Linked DNA regions of Homo sapiens: region 2 is linked to region 1. A link is a loop called in an ENCODE intact Hi-C map of the cell type or tissue named here. Cell type or tissue: heart right ventricle. All regions are shown on one strand. Each heading gives the region's core, and the rest is flanking DNA. Links, peaks and the distances in the headings are about the cores only.

Region 1 (8,964 bases), core at 331-8,330:
CCCCTCTCCCAGGGGCTGGGCTAGCCAACACCAAGCCAGTCCTTGAGCCACAGGGGTGCCCAGTAAGGTACCAGGGGACAAACAGACAGACAGGGAGGGAGTCTAGCTGCCCAAAGTCACCAAGCATTGGTGGCTGACACAGCTTCTGGTTGCCCCATTTGAGACATTCTTCCTTCACCAGTGATATTGATGTACTCTGAGCTAAATGGGTGGCAGGGAATGGGGAATGTTGAACTAGAAGAAATTGCTGGAAATATAAGAAAATAACTCTTTATCCTTTCCAGAGGAAGCAGTCAGAATGGGCATCCCTATTTGCTAATGGTGGATAGTTCCTGCCATTGGGGTGGCAAACCTGGCTTAGAATCTTTCCTCTGCCACTTAGTAACTGTCTGACTTTGTACAACTTTAGATAAACAATAGAGATGGCTATTGATACCAACCTCATAAGATTGCTGCAACAATTAAATGAAATAATGTAGAAGATATAGGTATTAGCAATGGTAATAATAAAAACAAGAATGCCGCTTTTGTTCATTAAGTCTTTTTAACATGCCCAGCACTCCTCTAAGCTCATTGCGTGTATTAACATGTCTAATCCATGCTAGAAATACTATTACCCCATTCTGCAGAGAAGGAAATGGAGGCCCAGAGAGGCGAATTTGCAGGAACACAGGTGATGGCCATCATTTATTGTTATTGCCACACAGCAGGTCCTGATTCCGGCTCAGATAGCGAAAGCCTGGCACCATGCTGCTGTGTAATTCCTTCAGCTCCTTTTGAAAAGTCTCCAGCTGAATCATAGAAGTGTTAAGGAAAAGGAAGCTGACATATGTTAAGCACCATTATGTGCACTAAGCGTTTGATATTTCTGTCGGGAGGCAAGAGAGCATAGAGCCGTGTGTGGACTGGCGGCAGCACCTAGACATTTCTTAGAAATGTACATTCTCAAGGCCCACCCCACACCGACTGAATCAGAACTTGGGGGCAGGAGCCTGGGTTTTAGCGAGCACTCCAGGTGGTCCTGGTGCAGGCCATGGTTTGAGTACCACTGGCACCAAGGTTAAAGAGGATGGACTTGGCCGGGCGCCATGGCTCGTACCTGTAATCCCAGCACTTTGGGAAGCCGAAATAGGAGGATTGCTGGAGCCCAGGAGTTTGGGACCAGCCTGGGCAACATAGTGAGACCCCTGTCTCTATAAAAAAAAAAAAAAAAAAAAGAGTATGGGCTTAAAGTCAAAGAGACCCAGATTCAAATGCTGACAACCCTGCTCTGTGACATTAGACAAGTAACTTAATCTCCCTGTGCCTGCAAACTGGGGCTAATGATAAGAATACCTACCAGAAAGAGTTGCGGGGAGGGTTCAGTTAGATAATTATTCCAAGTACTTGGCGCAGAACCTGAGAGCTAGTTAGCACTGTAAATGGTAGCTGTTAACTCATTACCTGAATTACCTGCTAGCACTGAAGAGGTACTAAAGGGAAAGGTGGTTCTTTGTGGCCAGGGAAGCCGTTTAATCCCAGCTGGGGTGAAGCTTCCCCTCTAGGGCAACCTGGCGGGACTGGGGGCCCGGGTAACAGAGGTAACCCTTGCAGGCTGAGGGCATCAGGGGTGTCTGGGATGGACATTTCCTCCCCACCTGGCCTGCCCTGTCTAGCAGGGGCTCCCTGTCTTCCCTGAGCTTATGATGCCAACCAAAGAGACGCGTGAACTAAGAACTTTTCTCCGCCGCTTTCTCAGGGAAACCAGCTCTGAGAATGACGGTCTGGTGATGTGGCGATCCCCAGACCCTGGGCTCATGGGGGCTTCAGCTGCATGCTGTGGCCTGGCAGCTTCCAGGAACATGTCTTTGCTCTCTTCCCCTCCACCCGTGTGTTTTCAATGGTGATTGGAGGCCTCAGGGGAGCCGTGCGCTCCTCTTCCTCCCTAAGGAGAGGCTCTGGGCCAGCCGGGCAGCGAGCACAGTGGACGGGCTCCACCTTCCCTGTGCTTCCACTGCTTGGTAAGGGCCTGCCCAGCCTCTGGGAACCCCAGGCTCTTGGTGAGGCACCACCCCACCCCCACTGCTGGCTGTCCCCAGGTCCCCCATGCTGGCCACATGCCTTAGTGTGATGCCACACTTTCTTTCACACCTCTGGCCTCTAGCTATCTCTGTGAGGTGGGAACGGTGAAGGTGCACCTATTCTACAGAGAAACAAACCGAGGTCCCAGGAGCTAAGACTAGGGCCCAGAGTCACCCACTGAACTGGTGGCCCAAAAGTGTTCTGGTATTTCCTGTCACTAGGCCGTGCTTCTATCCTTTCTTTTTTCACCCCTACCTCATACTTCCTTATCCCTCCTCAAGAAATCCCTAGAAGGGAACTGACAAACTTAGTGCCTGACATGTACCAGGCTCATTTCATGAGATCCTGCAGCTGTGAGGGGAACCAGGCTCAGAGGCAGGGGGTGGTTCCCCCAGCAAATGGGGGCAGGATGGGATTGAAGCAGGTCCCACGCACTCCAGAGCGCCTTCTCCTTGGCTAACCTCCTGCAGGTTTTGGGCTTTTTGCTCCCCTTCACCCTCCCCGCTTCCTGGTGCCCCTCCTGGAGGAGCCCTCTCACGGTGTCCTCAGCTGGATGCCTGCCCTCTGGCCCTTGCACCCTTCCTCTGCTGCTCACTCAGAGGACATGGGGAGCGGGCCGAGCCCTGAGCCAAGGCGGCCCAGCGATTACATCAGCAGGTGCAAACAAGCAGGCGGGAGCAGGGACGGGCGTCCCTCGGGGCTGGAGACGGCACTCCATCCGCCCCACACGAGTCTGTTTCATTCCCTCCTTCTAGCTTGCATCAGCCTTTTGCAGCTCTGTGTCATCACAGAGTGGGCCAAGGCAGCAGCTGGGAGGCTGGGGCAGGGGTGGAGGTGAGGTGTGGGGCTCGCCGGGACCCTGGCAGCCTGGAAGGTCCACTCACTGTTTTTTCCTGAGAATGGAGTACAATATTCCCCCCTTACTCGAGGTCTCCCTGTCCACAGTTTCAGTTACCCATGGCCAACTGTGACACCAAAATATTAAACAGAACATTCCAGAAATCAGCAGTTCACACATTTTAAATTGTGTGTGATTCTGAGTAGCATGATGGAATCTCCCACTGTCTCACTCCATCCTGCCCAGGATGTGAACCATCCCTTTGTCCAGGGTGTCCACACTGTATACACCATCCGTCACTTAGTCACTCAGTGGCTGTCTCCATTATCAGATCGAAAAAAAAATCATCTGTCTAGAGCTTGGTACTATTCAAGTTTTCAGGCATCCACGGGGGGTCTTGGAACGTATCCCCCACAGATACGGGGACTCCTGTAATAGAAATTAGCTAGTGCATAGGGCTGCCCAGCTGGCAAAATATTTTTGTACTTCTGACTTTGGTGTTTCCAACAGCCCTGTCAGTCAAAGCAAGTAAAAGTGGTCCCATTTCTCAGAAAGGAAAATTGAGGCCCAGAGGGAAGTGGCTGCCCAGGGGTTGTCTTGTGAGTCACTGACAGCACCAACGCATTTCACCTCAAGAAGCGCATGGGATTATAAGAGCCTGGAGATTGAAAAATCCCTATAGTCATCAAGTTGGAAGTAGTTAAAGCCTGCTTCCTAGAGAAAGTGAGCTGATTCCTTGGCCGAGGAGGAGACAGCTACTGAAAGAGCTATGGAGTGATTTCTGCACTGATGGTGGGTGGGCAGGCAAAGGGACCATTACATGGCTATGGGGGTAGGCTGGAGGCAGACTGGGCACTGGTCTAAGAAGTCTCGATGTCTGGATTCTTAACCTTGAAAATTTGCTGTGAGCTTCCCACTTGTGGAACTGAAGCTTGGTTATTGCTCTCTGAGCCTCACCACAGGCATGGTCAAGAGGAGGCCCCCAGGAAGTGTTTGATGAATGAGTGAATGAATGAATGAATGAATGGGAGTGAGTGCTTGCTCACCATCTGCCTCCCTTGAAGTGCATCTGTGCAGCCACACAGGCCTTCCCTTTGGCCAGTGCCACCTGTCTCCCCATATCTCACCAGCTGACAACTCAGCTGCTCACCCAAACCCAGGGCCGGGGTCTTTCCCAGCACTGGGACCAGAGAGGCAAACACAGGAACCATGGCCTGCATGCCAGGATGCCCACATTCCAGTCCTGGCTTGGCCTCCTAACTGCTGTGTGATCTGAGGCAAGTTACTACTCCTCTGAGGTCCCCAGGATGTTCCTGGGACTCTGAGTCTACAAGGCCTGGCCTCCCCGGGGCCCATGGAACCTGAGCCCCAGTCCTGCCTTGGGAATGGAGGCCAGAGATGGCTGCCTTCCTCCCTCACCCCTGGGGACTGAGCAGGAATCCAAGTGGCTTCCACATTCAGGAAAATCCAAGGGGAAACCCCTACCCAGTTCCAAGGACCCCTTCTATTCACCCCTTACTGCCAGGCGCTCTCAGGGGCTCTTTCTCCCTCTCCTCGTGGCACCATCTCTACCTCTGTTTATCTCGCCCATTTGCCCTCTCCTTCTCATGCCCATTTCACAGATTGGCAAAGGCCAGAGTCTGGCCACTCCTTTTTCTCTGTCCTTTCTGTGACTTCTTTTATGCCAGTGTGATGCCAAGATAGGAGTGACGCTGCAGCCACAGACTGTTTGTTTGCCCTTGCACAAGTCATTGCCCCTGTCTGGCCTCAGGGTCCCCAGCTGGAGATGAAGGGTCCCCAGCTGGAGGTGAAGGGTCCCCGACTGGAGGTGAAGGGCTTGGATGCAGTTTTGAAGGCCCCATAGCCCAGGATCTGAGCTGCCTCCTGGTGGTGGTGCTGACAGCAGGCAACAGGCAAGGACTGCAGCAGTTTTTCCACTTGGAAATGTGTTTGGCAGTTGCCTCCCCTTTGCGAGGAAGGGTTGTTCGGTTCTAGAGCGTGGCGCTGAGGGAGACGGGGGAAATTTGTGTGCCCTTGGTGCTCTAAGAACAGCCTTAACCCTGGGCTTTCAGGGCGGCATGGGGATGTAAGCACTGTCCTGTCTGGCCTCGTCCGGGCAGCCCCTAGACCCAAGACTGTACCAAGGCATTTTGGACTTTTCTGGGAGAAAGTGACAGGACACTGGGCATCTTCCTGCCCAGAACCCAAACACACAGCCAACTTGACAGCATTGCCAGCCTCACTCCCCGTGCCAGCTCTGCGTCCTTCAGCTCCTCCAGCAACCTGAAACGCGTGGCAGGAGCAGGCAGCCCAGCTGGCCCTCACCCGTCTGACACGTGTGACCGTGCGGGGGCTGGTGGGGGGAGACAGAGAGAGATGCCCAGCGTGTTCTGCTTATGATTCAAAAGTCCTCAGTCAATAGCCTTTAAGGGAAAGCATGGGATATGCAACTTACATGGTGAGACCAGATTTAGGTAACTAAATATTCATGCATCTAAAAAAGTCAGAGAGGATCAACATCCAGTGTAACTCAGCTGGGGTGGGAATGGGGCGGCTTTTATTTTCATCTTTTTTTTTTCTAGATTGTTTACAGTGAGGCTACTACCTTTGTAATCAGAATAAACCCAAACATCTGTTTTCAATTAAAAAAAAAGTTTAGAAAAATGAAGTCCCCCCCCCACAACTTCTCCTTTCCTGGGAGTCTGGTGCACAGTTTCTCTTTCTGGCTCTGCTGCTCAGGTGCTGTGTGATCTGGAGCCAGACCACACCCTCTCTGGTCTCCATCCTTGAGGGCAGTGATTAGATGGTCTGTGAAGTTCCATCAGTTAGTGGAGTCCTGCAGCATGGAATTTCCCAAGGGATGGGCTCCTGTAGCCCAGGTCAGCCCTCCTACCCGCTCCTGCTGCCCAAACCCCCTCTGACTGCTCCCTCCCCCTCCACCTGCCACCCCAGTGCTTGTCCTGTGTCCCCAGTGGGCCCATCTACACCGCAAACAAGATTCCCAGGCCCTCAAGGAACTTGCCTTCCAGAAAGGCAAGTTCCTTTCTGTCCAGAAACAGACAGCAAGCTTACAAACACATACACAAAGCAGGTCATTCCAGAGGGAGGTGAGCCTGCCAAGAGAAAAAAAAAGGCATTGGGGAGATAGCACAGGGAGGAAAGAGAATGGTGCATTTTCACTGGGTGGTCAGGGAAGGCCTCACTGGAGAGGTGGCATTTGAGTTGGGATCTCAATGACAAAGAGTCAGCCAAGAGAATATGTGTGTGTGGGAGGGGTTGGGGGAGGCGCTCCAAAACAAGAGACCAGCAGAGGCGCTGAGGCTAGAACAAGCAAGGCATGTCCCAGGAAAACACGCCTGGTGGGGCTTGGAGCACAGTGAAAGATAGGTGAGTTGGCCGGGTGCAGTGGCTCACGCCTGTAATCCCAGCACTTTGGGAAGCCAAGGCAGGTGGATCACCTGAGGTCAGGAGTTCGAGACCAGCCTGGGCAACATGGTGAAACCCCGTGTCTACTAAAGACACAAAAATTAGCTGGGCGTGGTGGTATGTGCCTGTAATCTCAGATACTTGGGAGGCTGATGCAGGAGAACCCAGGAGGCGGAGGTTGCAGTGAGCTGAGATCATGCCGCTGCACTCCAGCCTGGGTGACAGAATGAGACTCTGCGGAAGGGAGGGAGGGAGGGAGGGAGGGAGGGAGGGTGGGAGGCAGGGAGGGAGGGAGGGAAGACTGGTGAGTCCATGAAGTTAGAGGGTTCTGGGTAGCTTAGGACTTTCTCCAGGGTCACAGAGAAGCCGCAGGAGGCTGTACACCACTAGAGGGCAGGGTTTCTCTCTTATGAGATCACTCTGGTGTTAAGAGGAAAGTGGATTTTAGGGGCAAAAGGAAAGGTAGGGAGCCCAGAGAGAGGAAGGGTCCAGGCGGGAAGACCTGGGCTTGGAGACTGCAGCGGGTGGTGGGGGTGGTCGTGCAGTGTGAGGCACATCTTCCAGGTTCATCTAGCAGCACCAGGTCCCTCCAGCAGCACGGACTGGAAGTGGGGTGAAGGAAAGGGAGCCACCAGGCATCCTCCCAGATGGGACCTGAACAACTGGGTGCTTGGCGGAGTCTAAGATTGCAGCTCAAACTCACCCCATGCCAACCCTGGGTCAGGGAGAGGTGACCTATAAAATAGCAGGTCTGAGTCACAGGTGGGGAGCCTGCCATTGCCTTAGGGGGACAGCAGCATTAACAAAGGCCCACCCTGAGAAAGGCACTGTGGTCCCAGCCTGGGTGGGGCTCTCAGGGTGTCCCCAGAGATAGCTGTGGATGTAACCTGGCTGGGCATGTGTGTGTCTGAGGGGGCTTGCCACCTGTCACTGAGTGGGGGGCCAGGCTGGCCCCAGGCCTTACTCCTGGATCTCGGTTTGGGAGGGGCAGGTCCACAGAGCAAGGGAAGCCAAGTGCTGGAGTCAGGAAGCTGAGACCCCGTCCCCTCCAGCAAGCTAGGGAGCTCCTGAGAGGACAGAACAATAGCTGTCCCTGCTGGGTTTTGGTGGCTGTGACCTCGAACACGCCCTTTCACTCTTCTGCCTCGTTTTCGCATCTGTAAAATGGAACAGCTTCGCAGGGTCATTGTGTTGACAATAATGTGCGCTGTCTCGTTGGAACACACAGGATTTTCAGTGCCAGGTGGTGGGAATATGCTTATTATCTGCAGGAGCATGGATGAAAGGGCTTTGAGCTCCTTGTCTGGGAGAAGAAGGGGAAACAGAATATCCCCTCCTCAGGGCCCAGGCCTCCATCACAGTGACCCCATCGGACCTGAAACTTGGAAAAGGAACCAAAAATTAGCCCCAAGACTGAGCCAAAGGAACCCAAAGCCAGAGGAAGGGTCTGGAGGGAGGGCCTTGGGGGTGGAAGTCAGGGTGGCCAGTGACCCAGTGACTCTAGTGCCCTTTCCAGCTCTGTAAGCAGCGTGGCCCCCATAGCCAGGCCCGGGCTCATCCCAGCACTGCACCTGCCCTGGGGCCTCGACCCCAGCCTCCCATCCACTTCTTCACCTGCCTCACAGTCCTTCGAGGGAGACGTTTCACAGGAGCAGATGGACACCCCCTTCAGGATGCAGGCCCCTGCCCCAGCTGGCCACCTTGGCGAAGCCGCTTCCTGTGACAGCAGAGGAAGTGATGTCAGGGCACAGATGGGTGCAGAGGGTGTGGGAAGAGGGCTGCGTGAGGAGCCACCTTTGTTAGGAATGACTTGGCGTCCCCCGAGCCCGCCAGCCCCCATTTGTCATCGGTAACGGCCATTGTGACCGCCTCCGAGGGGGCCCCTGCCTGAACCCCACAGCCGCAAGGAGCCAGGGCCAGATGGAGGAAGAGCTTTGTGTCCAGGGAGGGGTCCTTCCATGTGAGGTTGTGTGTTTTTAAAACATAATAATAAATTGGCTCCTCTCCCCCAACTCTCCCCACTCCCCACTGAGCACATCAGCCACGCAGTGAATGGGAGAGATTTTCCATGCAGTGGGAGGTCAAGTCTGGGGAGAATTAGCCGGTGTCCAGGGGCTAGAGAAAGACTGTGATTGCTGATGATAAATGTGCCCAGCGTGGGGCGTTTCTCTGTCCTCACCTCCCGCCTGACTCCTCCCCTCCCTGTCCTGAGCCAGTCAGCCCTGGAGACACACAGCCCTGCATGGCTACAGATGCCCACCCCTGGTGGAAGCCTGGGGGTCCCAGGCCTGTGGACAAAAGCCAGCGGTGGGGGTTTCAAGGCCTTCCCTACCAGACCACAGCAGCCTCCCTCTGAGGTCTCCGCCCTGGGCAACAGGGCTGACCGGAAGTGGACCCGGCTGAGATGGATAGCAGGAATTTCCATCCCAGGCATGGGAATCACAGAGCCCAAGCCTTCACCCACAACCCTGCCGTGGCTGTGCTGTCTTTCTGGGCCCCCTGTCCCTCCTCAGTCCTGAATCAGCAACTGGGCTCTGGTCCAGCTTGGCTGTTAATTTGCTGTGTGGTGTTGCATTAGTCACTTCCCCTCTCTGATCCGGTAGAACGCGGGGCTCCAAGGGCTCCAGGCTCTCTGAACG
Region 2 (8,964 bases), core at 281-8,280, 360 kb before region 1:
CGGGGAGCTGAGATAGCTACTCAGCACCATGTAAACTGTATTCAAGAAATATTGTTCAACAGTGACAACCCTGAAACGCTAACATTTATGTAGTATAATCTTTTGCCAGGTCCCACGCTAAGGATCTAAAAAGGTTTGTAAAAGCTTTGTTTCAAATCATAGAAGGAGCATGTGCTGATAGTAAAAAAAGAAAGAAAAAAAAGGGTGGGCCCATATGGTTGGTATAAAGAGAAAGGTAAAAATCCCCTCTGCCACCCCGCTCTGTACCCACCCCAGGTCGCCAGGCGGAGGTCACCACAGCCTCTGGAGGCAGCGTCTGCCCTGAGGTCTGGCTCTTCTGCTTGCTTAATTGTGGGATCTTGAGCAAGTTACTTAACCTTTTGCAATATCAGTGTCCTCAACTGTAAAATGGGGATAATAACAATAGCAGCCTTGTGGGAGGTTGTAATGATTAAATGAGACATTTCATGTTGAGTGTCTGGCAGTGCCCCCTGTATCCTCTCAACCCCACCCTGAACATGACCTTCAAGAGCAAGACTTTGCCCTCTCTGCCTGGGGAGGCTCCCTGCCCATCGAAGATGCTCTGCCCACAAGCTGGACAGGCTGCAGATGACAGGGAGTTAATACCCTACTCTCAACCAATGTAGGATGGGGGTTGGTGGATACGTATCCACTTCCTTATCCCTTGGTGGAAGGATTCTGGTGTGTTTACACCGTCGCTCCGAGGGTCCCCAGCAGGACTGAGTGATAACCTGCTCGTTCGTGCTTGCTTACTCGGCTCTCCTCCCTCCCCATCTAACCTGCTGTTTTTTTTTTTCTTAATTCAAGGTTGTCCTTTTGTTATTGGTTTGTAGAATTACAACCCTTTGTTGATTATCTATGTTGTAAATATTTTCTCCGAATCTCATTTACTTTTTAGCTTAGTGACATAAAGAAATGTTTAGTTCTTAGATAGCCCAGTCTGCCTGACTTTTCCTTTACAGTTTCTAGACTTATGTCTTGCTTAGGAAGGACTTTCTCACCTCAAGATTAACAAATAGCTGTGTCTCTATTGCCTCTTAGTACTTTTTCAGTTGGTAAAAAGTTGGTAAAAGATTTGTTAATCTCTTTGGAATTTACTTTTGGCTATGATGTGAGAAATAATAAGAATAAGAAAAGTAACAATTATTTTATTTCCAAATAGATAAACAATAATCTCATACTATTTTTTAAATACAAAGAATAGGCCATCCTTTCGCCACTGATTGGAAATGCTACTTTTGTAATATACTAATTTCCCATAATCCCCATAGCTTGGTTTCTGGGTTCTTTGTTCTGTTCCTTTGATCCACCGACTCCATCCTGTTTTAATTTCTCTAGCTTTATAGTTCATTTTGATATCTGGTACATCAAGTCCAATCTCATTTTTCTTCTTCAAAATGTTCTTGCCTATTCCTGCTTGTTTACTCTTTCAGATGAGCTTGAAAATCAGCTTGTCAAGTTCCATAAAAATCCCTTTAGGATTCTGATTGTGAATGCATTGAATTTATAGATTTAATTTGGGAAGAATTGACATCTTCATATTATCGGGTCTTTCCATCTTGGAGTGTGATATATCACCCCATTTATTCAGGCCTTCTCTATGCCCTTCAGTAAAGTTTTACTGTGTTCCTCATGCAGGACTTGGACATGTCTTGTTCAGTTTATTCTTAGGTGTTTTATAGTCAGCGTTGGCTGCTATGCACGGGATGATTGCTTCATTACATTTCTAATTGGCCTTTGCAGGTATATAGGAGAAGTGTGGATTTTGATGTGGTATCTTGTCTCCAGTCATGCTGATAAACTCTCTATTTAGTTCTAATATTTGTCAATGGATTAGAAAAACTTTGAACCAGTCATGCTGTCGCACACAGGATGGGCCTCCAGGGAAGGGGCAAGGAGCTCCGCAGTCCTGATGGCCGCTATTGAATCCACGGATCCTGTTAGGGCTGCTGTAGAGACTGCCGTGCATATGGTTCAGAGCTTTGGACAAGACAGCCTTTAGATCCTTTCCCATTCTAAGCTTCTAACATTCACAATTCCGGTGCCTGTCTGCTTCATGCACTATCTCCCAGTTGCATAACGACCAAAGCCAAGTTCCCTTCCTTCCCTCCCTCCTTCCTTTCCTTCCTCAACTATACTTTGGTTTCTACCTGCCAAGCTGTGTCAGGTTCTGGGAAGGTGGGGAGGGAGAGATCACGATGATTGCTGCAGAGATAAGTGCTCCACACCCTTGGGATGCAAATGATGTTACTTAAATCGCCTCAGACTAGAATGTGGTAGAACCCCCGTGCCCCGCCATGGGCTGGATATACAATCTACACTTGGGGGGCTACCCCGCCTCCTACCCCACCTCCCTAAGTGGTTCATGAACCCTAGGGTTTGCCCGATCCCAAAGGAGGGCTTCCACTCTCAAGGAACCCAGAGCCACGCCGCCTCTCCCCACTGCTGTCCTTGCCTTTGCCGCGCAGGGTGCCGCCATCAGGTCCTGTTGTGCTTCTGCTCAGGGAAAGTCTCCCAGGCTCCTGCCCAGGGGTGGCAGCTCCCTGAGCTGCCAGCCTTCTATGCAGGTGCCCCCAGGGAGGGCCCCTATCCCTCGGCAACCAAGACTGCTCCTCAGGGGCCCTCTCGGCAGTTCTCCCAGGGCATCTGCCCCACAGCCCGTAGATCAGGACAGCAGGGTCAGGCTCCTGCCTCATGAACCTTGAAACTGGCCCCTCTGGTCCCCTTCCTGGGCCCACAGAACTGCCCAGGGCTGCTGGTCCCCTCCCTGCACCCCCGGCTGTTTCCACCCATCTCTCACAGGGGGCTGTGATGATTGCCCATCAGAAGGGCCCAGAGTGGTGGCTTTCCATCAGGGTGGTAGTGAATTTTTTCCCCCAGGGGACAGTTGGCAAGGTTTGGTTGTCACACTGGGGATGGCAGTGCTGCTGTCATCTAGTGAGTGCCAACCAAGGAAGCTGCTGAACATCCTATAGTGCATGGGACAGCCCCTCACAAGGAAGAGCTGTTCAGCCCCAAATACCAATAGTCCTGAGGGTGGGGCCCTGGTCCACTGTAGCACTGGCCAATAGAAATATAATGGGAACCACAAATGCAGGCTCCGCATGTGAGTTTACACTTCCCGATAGCTACTTTTTTTTTTTGACATGGAGTTTCACTCTTGTTCCCAGGCTGAGGTGCAATGACACAATCTCGGCTCACTGCAACCTCCGCCTCCTGCATTCCAGCGATTCTCCTGCCTAGGCCTCCTGAGTAGCTGGGATTACAGGCATGCGCCACCAGCCCTGGCTAATTTTGTATTTTTAGTAGAGACAGGGTTTCTCCATGTTGGTCAGGCTGGTCCCGAACTCCCGACCTCAGGTGATCCACCCACCTTGGCCTCCCAAAGTGCTGGGATTACAGGCATGAGCCACCGCGACTGGCCAGATAGCTACATTCTTAAAGAGTAAAGAGAAATATATGAAATTGCTTTTAATTTACTGCATGTTATTTAATCCCAATATATCCAAAATGTTATGATTTCAACAAGTAATTGATATAAAATTGAGCTGTTACATTCTCTTTTTTCATATAAGTCTTCAGAATCCACTATGTATTTTACCCTATGGCACACCTTAATTTGAACACTAAATTTTTATTGGAAACACTTGATCCGCATTTATTTTTCGTAAAATTTATGGTTGAAAAAGTAGATTTACATGTCAAATTGTTTATCAGTGTTTAAATGTAAATTAAAATGAATTGAAATTAAATAAAATATCAAAATAAATTCCTCAGTCACAGGGCATATTTCAGGTTCTTAGTGGCCACAAGTCACTAGTGGCTACCCTATTGGGCAGCACAGGTCTAGACATCAGAAATGGTAAGTTCCAGTTTCCTCCTTAGGGAGGCAGAACCTGCCACCTCTTCCTCTCTGATGGGCCAGACTGCCTTCCCGTCAGAGAAGGGCAGAAGGAGCTTTTGGCAATAGTGGTAGAGACTCAACACATGACTTCAGTTCTTAGTGTGTCCCTGCCATGCTGAGAACCAGTGTCTTCTCTCAGGGACCTTCTGATCTAGGGAAGGAGATGATCACACCAATGCTACAGGTGACAAGTGCTCTAACAGAGGCCGTGAGGCCAGGCTGCAGTGGAGTGACAACAACTCTACACATGGGAAGCACTCACATTGGAGGGGGTGCTTAGAGTAAGCTTGAAGATTCATTAGGAGCTGGCCAGGCAGAGGCAAGATTGGGCGGGGGGGATGACCCGGATGGGCACCCGGGCAGAGAAGGTGGCTGAGCAAAGGCCAGCCAGTCTGCGAGGTTGTGGCGTGCTCCTCTAAGTGAAGACCTGAGAGCACTGAAGAGGTTGGAGAGGCTCATGGCGACAGGCTCTGCATGGTTCTGTGTAGGTTCCCCTGGGGAGCCCAGTTCCCAGCTCTGCTCCATGAAGGAAGTAGACTTGGACTTGGCCCAACTTGCTTTCCGCCTTCCCTGCAACACTTCTGTCCACCAGAAGGGGGCAGGGCCACCTCAGGAAACGAGACCCATTCTGTGGGGGGCTCAGTCAAGGTTCAGTCCTGAGTTAGGTGAGACCTTTCAATCCTCAGTGGACAGGTACTGAGCTTCAGGCCCCGTGCTGGGACCTGGGTGCACTAAGACGAGCCCCACCCCTTGCAGCCTGTGTCCGCAGTGTCCCAGGCCGAAGGGATTGTGGGGGTTTCAAGGAGGCAGTGGGCAGCTCTGCCTAGGGGGAGGCCGGAGGAAAATGAGGACCAGCTCCCTAGAGGAGGCAACTCTTAAGCTGAAGCAAGAGAAGAAGTTGCCTTCTCGGCTGACAGGGTTGTGAGGTGTGCCACTCTGAGGGGGCACAGCAAGCGGCATGGAGGTGTGACCGCGGGCATGTCTGGTTGCTGGCTATGTCCTGGATCCTAGAGCACAGGGTGCAAGGGGCTGGGGTGACTGGCCATGGCTCGTGGGGGGCCCTGGAGCCACATGCATGAACTCCATTCTGGTGCAGCAGGGAGAACAGACAGAATTTCCTTTTTAAAAAACAAAAAAAAAATTTCTTATGAAAACTATCAAATAGGCACCAAGTACAGAGAAGAGTTCATGGACCCCCATGTACCCAGCACCTGGCACCAACAGAGATCTACCAGCTTCTCATCCATTCTCCCTCCACATTTGTACAAACCTTTTATAGATAGAAATTGTTAAACATACCAAAGAAGGGAGACTGGCATAACGATCCCCACAGACGCACCAGCCAGCTCCACCAGGAAGTTTCCAGGCTGGTCTCGGCCGCCCACTCCTTCCCACCCTCAGATTATTCTGAAGCAAATCACATAGCATTTTATATTTAAATATTTCAGTGTATATCTCTAAAAATGAGAGACTCTTTAAAAACACAGGCTTGCACTACTATGATAACACCTGAACAATGTGCACACCATTGTTTTTTCTTGTTTTTTTTTTTTGAGATGGAGTCTCTCTCTGTCACCCAGGCTGGAGTGCAGTGGCACAATATCGGCTCACTGCAAGCTCCACCTCCCAGGTTCACGCCTCACGAGTAGCTGGGACTACAGGCACCTGCTACTACCCCCGGCTAATTTTTTGTATTTTTAGTACAGACGGGGTTTCACCACGTTAGCCAGGATGGTCTTGATCTCCTGACCTCGTGATCCTCCCGCCTCGGCCTCCCAAAGTGCTGGGATTACAGGCGTGAGCCACCGCGCCCAGCCTATGCATGTCATTCTTTCACTTCATGCCATACCAGGACTGACAGATTTCAAGCCCAGGAATGGCCAGGTTCAGATTGGCATTGCAGGAGGGTTGCCCTGGCAGGGAGTGGAGGAGGAAGCTGGGGGAGAAGGGGTGAGGCAGGGCGTCAGCAGGAAACTTTGATGAGGGTCTGGGGGAGAAGCAGTGGGGACGTGGACTTAGCTAAGCCTGAGCTGTGGAGGGAGGAGGTGTGGAAAGCTTACCAAGTGCCAGACACTCTGCACACAGTCTTAATTAATCCTCACAAATGCCCCACGAAGGCGATTCTATTATCTCCCCCTTTTACAGACAAAGAGACTATGGCTCAGAGAGACTAAATCGCTCAGAGTGACATAGCAGAAATAACAGAGCAAAGTTGCAGCACTGGGCTTCAAACAGGCTGGGTGGTCCCGCAGCTCCGAAGCACGGCCTCCTGCAGCCTGGGGGCCACAGAATGGGAGAAGACACCTGTGCAGAGCTGGTACGGAGGCAGTGCCCACAGAACTTGGCACCTGCTTCGACGTGAGGGCTGAGGTGGGGGAGCTCCACCCTCGGCTGCAGCCCTGTGGAGCCCGGGAGCAGGTTTCCGAGAGGCAGCCTTGGGATCGCCCTCCCCGCCTCAGCCACTTCCCTCATCTTTCTTGAGAATCAAGCACGTCTTCCTCTCCAGCTCCTGCCCCCTGAATAGTTCCATTAGTCTCCAGCCCTGCCCGCCTTCCACCTCCCCTCCACTCCCGGCAGGCCTGTTCATCTTTACTGGGGCCTGGGAGGAGCAGCCTTTCCCACCTGAGCCTCCCAAGGCCTGGGCACCCCGGGTGGGAGCTCTGGCCCCTGTGGCTTTGAAGGAAGATGGACACGGCCTAATTGGTCTCTCTTTGTGGCCCAGTGGCCCCCGAAGAGGCCCAGCAATCAATGCTTCTCAATGTCGGAATCAGATTCCTGTACACCGCAAACCAGCCCGAACTGCAAGGGCTGCCCCTGTGGGAGCCACAGGGAATCATAGCCACCCGGGGGCCAGAAGGCCCACTAGGGAGATTCGCTTATTCTCTAGAGGAGGAGACAGACAGCCAGAGAGTGAAGGACTTGCCCAAGGTCACTGCCAGCTGGGGGTGAGGTGGGCCAGGGCTGGAGTCTGCTGCTGTCCTCTTCCTGCATCCTGCCCGCCTGGGCCCCTCACTCCGCAGTAAGCACTGAGACAAATGAGGGCTGGACGGGGCTCCCTGGCCCAAGATGCCTAGAGGGGCTCTGGTGGTTTGGACTCTGCTGGCAGACCCTGACTCTCGGAGATCTCAGCTACCTCAGAGCCAGAGGGCACTTTAGATCTCACCGTGTCCAGCCCCATCCTCACATGACAGTGGAAGGGGTGGGAGCACAGAGAGAGGAGGGGTCTGCTGTGTCCATGAACCCACCGAGATTTCCTGTCCATGGGGACCATCCTGTTTCTTCTTACTCTCCTCCTTTCCAACCACCTGTGGGCCAAGGGAGAGAGATGGCCACCGTGGCTGCCCCAGCCTGGGATCCCAGAGGACAGTGGCCTTGGCTCTGCCCCATCCCCATTTCCCTGCAGGCAGGTGTAACAGGACAAAGTCTCCCTCCTCCTGTTAGGTACTGGGCTCACCTCAGTGCTCCTTCTGGAGCCTCTCCAACTCAGCTTTGGGGTGGTTGGGGGTAGCTGCTGCCCTGGTTAGAGCACTGGATGGGGAGTCCAGAGACCTGGATTTGAGTCCTCAATCTGCTCATTGCTGTGTGATCTTCGGTAAGTCACTTCACTTCTCTGAGCCTGCACAGTGGTGATAATTCCAACAGCCCTGCCTCATCAAATGGAGTCAAACCTGGATAAAAACCCTGGACAAGTGTAAGGGTGGGCCTGTCCTGAGATGGCCAGAGAGAATGTCCAGAAGGTGGTCCTTCCTGGGCCCCAGAATACTAATTCCAGTTATGTTGCTGATCTGCTGTGTAGCCCTGGGCAGATGGCCAACCCTCTCTGGGCCTCATAAAAACATGGAGATAAATGCTTCTCTCTGCTGTGGTATCGACCTCCTGGCAACAAGGGGAAGTTAAATGTGGAAGAGCTTTAAGAACCTTAGAAGAAAGGCCATCTATAAACATAAGAGATTATTAACACCATCCAATAATCATGCTGTCTGCTGACAAAAGTAATGACCCCCCGAAGCTGGGCATGGAGAGCAGCCATGTCAGCACACGGCGGCTCCAAGCAGGGCTTCCTCTTAGCTCATAACGCTCTGTGTATGTTTATGTGGGGTTTTGCCTCTACAAACCAACCACGAATTAGTTCTTCCGTGGATGTGCCCAGAAGGGAGGCAGGAAGGGCAGGGGATGATGAGAGCTGGAGCCCCAGGAAGGAGGTGTCTAGCCTGGACACCCAGCCAGGTAAGGATGGGTGCGGCTGGGAACCAAAGGTTCTCCTGGTTCTCAGTGCCCACTTCTGCTGCTCGCTGTCCTGAGCACCTGGGCAGATAGCGTTCCCTCTCTGGGCCTCAGTTACCCCACCAGGGCTGTCAGTGCAGGAAGGTGGGGAGGCATTACGGGATGTGTGACTTCAAATCACCTTCTGACTTGCCCACTCCCCCTTTCTTCTCTGTCCTGCTGGAAGCTTGGTGTCGGCACAGGGAGGTGCCCATTGTACTTTAACCCCAAGCCTGGGGAATCCCACGGTGGGTCGTCTCTGTGGCCACAACCTCTTGGCGGTGCCCAGGAGTCAGTAGCATGTCGTGGACTCTCTGAGCCTCTATTTCTCATCTGTCCCCACCCTGCCAGGTGGGAGTGCCCAGATCCTGGGTGCAGGGAGCCAGCCATGTGCGGCCTTGGGTGGGGTTATTATTCTGCAGCCCTTCCACAGGGCCCAGGCTGAGCTGCGGGATGATCCTCAGCCCAGCAGGCCGACCCATGGGTGGCAGGGAGGCTGTCTGGGTGGGAGAGAGGCTGTGCCTTGCCGCTGTCATTTTTTATCCTCGCCGAGGCCTGCAGGGCCTTTCCCCCATCCCCGGCTCCGCTGCCTTTTCTCTCTTTAGACAACTGCCCTCATTCTGTCTCCCGCTCGCCACACTGCCTATTTTTAACTTTTGGCTTTGGGGGAGGTGGAGGAAGGGAGGTCGGTTGGTGTTTTTTTCCTCTGTCCTCCTCCCTGGTCTCATGTCCTTTCTGGGTCCTCCTCTGGGGGTCTTCCTCGCCATCTGACCTCC

What was found. Hi-C counts contacts between places; a loop is a spot of excess contacts. Peaks named below come from ENCODE experiments on the same cell type or tissue, not always from the same donor. Only the 100,000 strongest peaks of a DNase experiment are listed, where the experiment ranks them.
Region 2: it touches region 1 in a loop (4-fold over the local background); 15 of 110 quality-filtered maps call a loop at or near these places.

What each region holds. Positions count from the first base shown.
Region 1 is chr10:71,263,775-71,272,738 of GRCh38, forward strand. All of the region lies in intron 1 of UNC5B (unc-5 netrin receptor B), which reads left to right. Among named protein-coding and RNA genes, the nearest start is that of UNC5B-AS1, 50 kb to the left of the region's middle. RefSeq lists enhancers at 2,159-3,152, 3,344-4,065, 6,058-6,352, 6,228-6,949, 6,950-7,669. In heart right ventricle, for the core only: CTCF peaks have their summits at 4,787 (motif pointing left), 4,989, 6,727 (motif pointing right) and 6,929; DNase peaks (open chromatin) are centred at 4,788, 5,166, 6,168 and 6,711; H3K27ac peaks cover 6,566 bases.
Region 2 is chr10:70,898,973-70,907,936 of GRCh38, forward strand. No RefSeq gene overlaps it. Among named protein-coding and RNA genes, the nearest start is that of PCBD1, 15 kb to the left of the region's middle. RefSeq lists an enhancer at 4,642-5,190. In heart right ventricle, for the core only: a CTCF peak has its summit at 4,534 (motif pointing right); a DNase peak (open chromatin) is centred at 4,499.